Linked DNA regions of Homo sapiens: region 1 is linked to region 2. A link is a loop called in an ENCODE intact Hi-C map of the cell type or tissue named here. Cell type or tissue: PC-9. All regions are shown on one strand.

Evidence for each region. A loop is a pair of places that touch in the nucleus more often than their neighbours do. Peaks named below come from ENCODE experiments on the same cell type or tissue, not always from the same donor. Only the 100,000 strongest peaks of a DNase experiment are listed, where the experiment ranks them.
Region 1: it touches region 2 in a loop (12-fold over the local background); 1 of 110 quality-filtered maps calls a loop at or near these places.

What each region holds. Positions count from the first base shown.
Region 1 is chr16:25,150,280-25,154,279 of GRCh38, reverse strand. It overlaps LCMT1 (leucine carboxyl methyltransferase 1), which reads right to left. Exons shown (of 11, transcript NM_016309.3): 5 at 2,665-2,726. Among named protein-coding and RNA genes, the nearest start is that of LCMT1-AS2, 3.2 kb to the right of the region's middle. In PC-9, no CTCF peak of the experiment used is centred here; a DNase peak (open chromatin) is centred at 2,089; H3K27ac peaks cover 2,798 bases.
Region 2 is chr16:24,832,343-24,836,342 of GRCh38, reverse strand. No RefSeq gene overlaps it. Among named protein-coding and RNA genes, the nearest start is that of SLC5A11, 12 kb to the left of the region's middle. RefSeq lists an enhancer at 1,541-1,835. In PC-9, a CTCF peak has its summit at 1,673; no DNase peak of the experiment used is centred here.

The DNA of each region.
Region 1 (4,000 bases), 320 kb before region 2:
CAGCACTTTGGGAGGCCGAGGCAGAGGATCACGAGGTTAGCAGTTCGAGACCAGCCTGACCAACATGCTGAAACCCTGTCTCTACTAAAAATACAAAAAAAAATTAGCCAGGCGTGGTGGCGCGTGCCTGTAATTCCAGCTGTTTGGGAGACTGAGGCAGGAGAATCGCTTGAACCCAGGAGGCAGAGGTTGCAGTGAGCAGAGATTGAGCCACCACACTCCAGCCTGGGTGACAGAGGGAGACTCCATCTCAAAAAATAAAATAAAATAAAAATAATAGGGCATCATTTTGGCCTACCAGACTGGTAGAAATTTTTTCTTTTGGATAGACTCTCATCTCATGCTGTCACTCAGTCTGGAGTGCAGCGGCATGATCTCGGCTCACTGCAACCTCCGCCTCCCAGGTTCAAGAGAGTCTCCTGCCTTAGCTTCCCAAATAGCTGGGATTACAGGCGCCAGCCACCACACCCAGCTAATTTTTGTATTTTTAGTAGAGACGGGGTTTCATCATGTTGGCCAGGCTGGTCTCGAACCCCTGACCTCAGGTGATCCACCCGCCTCGGCCTCCCAAAATGCTGGGATTACAGGCGTGAGCCACCACACCTGGCCAGACTGGTAGAAAATTTTTTAAATCACAATATACCCAGTGTTAGGGTGTTATGGTTTGAATGTGTCCCTCCGAAGTTCGTTGTGTTGGAAATTTAATCCCCCATGCAACAGTGTTGAAAGGTAGGACCTTTAAGAGGTGATTCAGTCCCAATGAATGAATTAATGCCACTTGCTTGGGATTGGGATTGGGATTGGGAGTGTGTTCTGAGTCTGCACCCCTTCACCTCTCTCTCACACAGTCATGCTCTCTTGCCTTTCTACCTTCCTCCATGGGATGACACGGCAAGAAGGCCCTTGCCAGATGTGGGCCCCTCAACCTCAAACTTCTCAGCTTCCAGAACTGTACTAAGTCTCTGTTCTTTTTATAAAGTACCCAGTCCCAGGTATTCTGTTATAGAAGCACAAAACAAGCTAAACCAGAAAACTGGTACTGAGAAGCTGAGAAGAAGGGCTGTGGCTGTTAAGTACCTGAAAATGTGGAAGCAGATTTGGAACTGGGTAATGGGTAGAGGTTGGAAGAATCTGGAGGAGTGGGCTAGAAAAAGCCTAGACTCCTTGCCACCCCCGCCTCAGAGAACACTTTCCCTCCTCTCATGTCCCTGCTTGTTGTAATAAACCTGGCTCATCTAGTCACCTGATGCCCACGGTGTTACCTGTGCTGACTACTGGTGAAGGCTGTCCTCTCTGCACGATCTCTGACCTGAATTACTAATAAACCCCTTTAACTTCTCTCAGACAAAAACTGAAAACAAAGGAAGACTGTGGTAGAGACTGACCCATAATTTGAAAGGCTCAGAAATGAGAAAAGCATTGTTAAGACACAGTCATAATTAAAAGTTGAGGGAAAAAACGGAGAAAATTGACTGCCAGGGCCAAACAGGTAGCAGAATTGAGTGAAGCAGATCAAGTGTAAGATACCAGAGAGTCGTGGGGACAGAACTGGAGGATGGGCAACTCCTCTAACTGAGGCAGCCACTATTTAATTGTTCCCATGTAGAAATCGTGGTAATATTACATGGCCTAATGTTACCACGTCTTCTAGTTTTTTCCAAGAAAAGCTAGAAATCGAGATTTTTCATGAGAAGTCTATTTTTGAAATGTTGGCAACTAACTCAAGGTCTTTACAGAATGACTGAAGATTAGAGACCTAAGGACATCTAAAAAGACTCATTTAGAAAGTCGTTGAAAATTCCTTCATGGTAACCCCAAGTTTAAATGTATCGGCAAAAGTCTACTATAGACTAAAAATAAAATTCTAAGCTCCCCAGCCACCTGAACCAAGGGGACCCCAGAGTGACCTTGAAAACTGAGTTCTTGGCCACGTCAGGATGGGAGGTCAGATGCCTTCTCAAAACCCTTGCTCACTAACTGCCTGTAGGCGTTCTTCCCTAAGGGCTAAACAGCAACCAGCCCTTTCAAAAGACTACTGCTGCTGTCATCCAACCCAACTGCCTGACTGCTGCCCCTCTCTTTGGCCACTTTGAAATGGTCAACCAGCATTCCTTCCTGATGAGACCACAGAACAGGGAGTGGTTCTGGCCAGTCTCCGAAAGATGTGGGTTTTTGTGTCCTCTGCTTCACCTTTTGATGTCAGAGGGCCAAAACCTCCACCCTTGGATCATGCTAACACTGCCATTTTTTTATACATGGGACCTATGATGGGATGTGAAGCTCAACTGCACACATACACAGTTCGCCCTTCATAAATATTCATGATGACTCCTATAGCTTATTAAATATGTATGTTCACCCACCTGGCTGAGCATAAATTCCTCCTCCTTTTGCCCCTCCTTCAAAGTGTCTGTTGTTGACTTCTAGCAGGAGGCTGTGCTTCCCAGCCTGTTAGAATGGCCACCCTGCAGGCTCAACCCTGTCTGAGAAAGCAAGCTCTCCTTTCCTAATTTATGAACCTCGTCATTCTTCAGTTGACAATACATTGTATAACACCACACACACACACACACACACACACACCCAACACAAACCCCATCTTCAAAAAGGGGGTGGGAAGCAAAAATACTGATACAGTCCATTTTGCATTAGCTTGATACTTGCCCATCTGAAGTGTGTCCTCTGAATGCAGTTCTAGAATGGGGCTGGATAGGGGAGGCTTGCATCTATGGGAAGATGGGAAAGAGGAGAAAAATGAGTCTATTTGCTCCTCAATTTACTCATGAGCTCATTTACTGCACAAATGCAGACACTCACTACCAAAATGGCAAATATATATTTGCTATTGTTCAAAGCAGGGGCCCCTCTAAAAAGGGCTTCAGTTTAATTACTTTTGACCCTAAGCACATACGGTAAAACTTCAGTGGACACAGGTCTCAGGTGACATTGGCTAAGCATTACACTCAGCATTTGATGTCCAAATCACAAACTGATCATGAAGTATTTAGACTTAGAAATAGCTAAAGATAACCTAACAAGAATTTTTCAAATGTTCCAATGTTTTTTTGGGCCATCTCTAGTTTGCTGCCTATTCTCAATCAAACTTTTAAAGATACTTGTTATTTGTAACAGGTAGCCAGAAGAATTGACTCTTACACAAACTTGAAGTTCAGTAACATTTATGTGGGAACTACCCCAATCCAGAATAGGCAAAAAATCAGAAATCAGACACGCGTCAATATCCCAACAACCATAATCAAACACCAACACACTTTCTGTCCCCGGAAACCATCTCTGGACTTAACCTAGAGCCAGTTACTCTTATTCCACTCAGAGTTCTAACCAGCCAGTACTTTGCAGTTCCCAGAGCATCAGAATTGCCATTTATCACTTAAAAAGCATATTTAATATAAAATTAAATATATCAGGAAAGGGTGATCCATTATTTTCATGGATCTAGAAAAAATAAAGCTTGAAAATTATTTCCACTTTATAAGGATCAGACTTTTCTAAAGGACAGCTGAAACACTTAATGTTTACTCACATTTTTTTCAATATAAGAATTAGGGTTTTATTTAAATGACTAATTTAAAAGGGGGGATGGGGAGGGACTGTAGTTAAAACTATTAAGATGCGGGCCAGGCACAGTGGCTCACGCCTGTAATCCCAGCACTTTGAGAGGCCAAGGCAGGCAGATCACCTGAGGTCGGGAGTTCAAGACCAGCCCGACCAAAATGGAGAAAACCCGTCTCTACTAAAAATACAAAATTAGCCAGGCATGGTGGCACATGTCTGGAATCCCAGCTACTTGGGAGGCTGAGGCAGGAGAATCGCTTGCACCTAGGAGGCGGAGGTTGCGGTGAGCTGAGATCGTGCCATTGCACTCCAGCCTGGGCAACAAGAGCAAAACTCCGTCTCAAAAAAAAAAAAAAAAAAAAAAAAAAAACCAGAAAACTATGAAGATGCCTTGATCTTGAGCTTGAAGTCACAGTTTGAATCT
Region 2 (4,000 bases):
CAGGCCAGGCGCAGTGGCTCACGCCTGTAATCCCAGTCCTTTGGGAGGCCAAGGCGGATGGATCGCTTGAGGTCGGAAGTTCGAGACCAGCCTGATCAACATGGAGAAACCCCATTTCTACTAAAAATACAAAATTAACCATTGCACTCCAGCCTGGGCAACAAGAGTGAAACTCTGTCTCAAAAAAAAAAAAAAAATTCCAAAATAATTTTGCCAAGGGAAGAAGCCAGACACACAAAAAGTACATACTCTGATTCATTTACATACAAATGTAGAATCCGGGAACAAATTTCTTGTGATGGATATATGTTTGCCTGGGGATGGGAAAGGCAGGAGGGAGGGGTCACAGAGGGGAAGAAGGAAATTTCTCGGGGCGATGGTGATATGGTTTGGCTGTGTCCCCACCCAAATCTCATCTTGAATTGTAGCTCTCATAACTCCCATGTGCTGTGGGAGGGACCTGGTGGGAGATAATCGAATCACAGGGGCAGTTTCCTCCATACTGTTCTCGAGGTGGTGAATAAGTCTCACGAGATCTAATGATTTTATATGGTTCCCCCTTTCACTGTGTTCTCATTCTTTGCCGGCCGCCATGTAAGATGTCTCTGTGCTCTTCTGCCATGATTGTGAGGCCTCCCCAGCCATGTGGAACTGTGAGTCCATTAAACCTGTTTCCTTTATAAACTACCCAGTCTCGGGTATGTCTTTATCAGCAGTGTGCAAATGGACTAATACAGATGGGTATGTTCGTTCTCCTGTAATGGTTTCATCGGTTATGCCTGTGTCAAAACTCTTCAAATTGTACATGTATGTGTAGTTTATCATGTCATTTCTACCTCAACAAAGTTGTTTTAAGGAATCATAAAAGTCTTTATATAAATGGGTTCTTATGGAAAAACATGGACCAACATTACATGAAAGAAGCCGTGGTTGAAGTTGAGATGGAGGATTAGGGGCTGGAGGGAATTTCTTGGCTTCTGTGGGCTTCCATGAAATTGTGAATGCACTACAGATTATAACGGTGGTGTGGCAGTATTTGAGTGTCTTGGTTCCCCTTATAAGTACTTTTTTTTTTTTTTTTTGAAAGAGTCAGGGTCTTGCTCTGTTGCCCAGGCTGTAGTGCAGTGGCAAAATCATAGCTCACTGCAGCCTTGACCTCCCAGACTCAAGCCATCCTCCCACCTCATCCTCCCAAGTATCTTGGACTATAGGTGTGCACCACCACATCTGGCTAATTTTTGTAGTTTTTGTAGAGATGGGGATCTCACTCTGTTGCCCAGGCTGATCTCTAACTCCTGGACTCAAGCAATCCTCCTGCCTTGACCTCCGAAAGTGCTGGAATTACAGGTGTGAGCCACTGTGCCCAACTTCAAGTACATTCCTATATTTAAATGCGTATGTATTTCTTCATGGAGCTAAATATCGGCACTCTGTTTCTGCTATTCAGTGTTAAAATGTCTGGAATGTACTCCTGGATTCAGCCATTCCGCAGATATTTCTTAAGTGCAAATGTGTGCCAGGCAGTGTTCTAAGCTCTGGGGGTTAAACAGAAAGTGTGGCAGGTCTATCCTCACTCTTGGGTCTTCATTCTCACTCTCTAGGGGCTTCTTCTCCCAGCCTAAGATCACACTGCAGTGTTTCTCAAACTATGAACTAGAGCTACACACAAAGGCTTTTCTGACCTCTGTCTCCCTCTAGCTGCTGCACTGGCTTCCCTTCTTTCCCTCCACTGATCAGTTCCTGACAGTTTACACTTGCCACTCCCTGTGGGGCGCACCCGACCTCCTTGCAGGGTGGAGGCATTCACTGCCTGACTGCTGGGAGAGTGTGGCAGCCAGCTCCCAGCTGAGTCTCCCCAAAAGGAATTGTCCTTAGCCAGAGGAAGGACAATTCCCCTAAATCCACAGCCTAAATCCAGTGCTTGGTCAGTGGGGTGGTCCCTGTCCTTCCTTGGGTGCAGAGCATATTTGAGGGACATCCCAGCTGCACAGCTCCCTGAGAGGTTGGCTGAGGCCTCTGTTGCGACCTCACTGCAGCTCAACTTCTCCCTCTGCCCTGTCCTGCCTCCCTTCCTCCCTTATCAATGTACTCTGAGGATATTTTCCAATAAGCCACCTCCACTCAGATCTGCACCTCAGAATGTGATTCTTGGGAAATCCAATCTACACCACCACCTTCATCTCCATTATCCATTAACCCCTCACCCCACTGGGACCTGGCGTCTGCCTCTACCCCAAAAATGATCTCCACTGTCACAGAACCATGCATGGCTTTCCCCATAGATTTCTTGACAGGCAGCATTTCAGACCATGGCTTTCTCCTTCCCTGAAATTTCCCCTCTCCCCAGATCTGAGACTCCACTCTCTCATGTTGTCCATGCCCAACCCTCACCTCATCAATGCCTCTTTGAATCTTTGACTCTTCCTGCTCAGATCTCTAGTCTCCTTTCTTCTTCTCAAATTATGATATTTCCTGAGCCCTCATTCTACATGCTTACCCATTTCCATGCCTCAGCCATCACCTGTGATTTACAAACCCCAAATTGATATCTCTATTATTGGTTTCTTCCTTAAACATGCATCTATCCATCCATTTATCCATCCATCCATTTATCCATCCATCCGTCAATCCATGCATCCATCCAACCATCCAGCCATCTATCCATTCATCCATCCATCCATCCATGCATCCGTCCATCCATGCATCCGTCCATCCATCCATCCATCCATCCATCCATGCATCCATCCATCCATCCATCCATCCATCCATCCATCCATCCCTGCATCTGTCCATCCATCCATCCGTCCATCCATCTGTCCAACCATCCATCCATCCATCCGTCCATCTGTCCATCCGTCTGTTCATCTGTCTGTCCATCCATCCATTCATCCATGCATCCAACAAATATTTTCAGTGCTCTGAGCTAGGTGCTAAGGATACAGTGGTGAAAAAATATAGTGTCCTCACCACTTAAAAGCAGCTGTCAACTGGACAGCTCCACTGGGCTGTTTCCCAGGCTCCTTGATACATCATATTGCACACCCACCTGCCACTCCCTGCACCAGGAAACCCACTCTTATCCTCCAGGGTCCTCTCCCTTAGCTAGTAGTGGTTCACCAAGTCAGAAACGTGAGATTGTCCTAGACTCCTCTCCTTCACTCTCCACAGACCCTAGCATCCATCTCATTGGCTCTTCATGCATTTAGCTCTTCCTCGCATCTCTATGCTACAGCCCTGATTCCGGCTTTTATAAATTCTTGTCTCAACTTCCAAATTAGTTTCCCAGCTAGCCTCAAGGCCCAGACCCTTCCAGTTCCTGCTCCACACCCTCCTAGAGGGGTTGGTTAATGTTCGCTCTTCAAGCACGTCACCCACCTTGGATCCCTTTTCTACCCCTCCTGACTGTGCTCGGTGCTCCATGAAGCTGATTGCTGTGGGTTTCAGGTGATATCACCCGGCTCTCCTTGCTTCCTGGCATCCAGTTAGGTTTGACCGTTCAAGCAGGCTGGGCGTGGTGGCTCACGCCTGTAATCCCAGCCCTTTGGGAGGCTGAGGTGGGAGGATCACTTGAGCCTGGGAGGTTGAGGCTGCAGTGAGCTGAGATTGCACCACTGCACTCCAGCTTAGGTGACAGAGTGAGACCCTGTTTCAAAAAAAAAAAAAGACACCTCTTGATAGCCGTTTATATAGATCTATCTCATTGTCTTAGTGGCTAAACATTCCGGCTTCCGGATGAAGTATAGTTTATTTAACTGTTCCCTTCTTAGAACCAGCACTACTAGTTGTTCCCCAATATCCAGTCTCTCCTTCTTCCCCAATAGCAGAAGTGTCACATCTAAGCTGGGGACAAGACATTCAGAATAAAGACTATGAGTTGCAGCCTTCCTGCTCATGTGATTTTCTTCTGCCCAATGGCATGTGAGCATAGCTGGGGGTCATGCCCTTAGTGGGGAGGAGCATGCTCTCCCCATCCCTCTCTTTCTCCACTGGCTGGGATGTG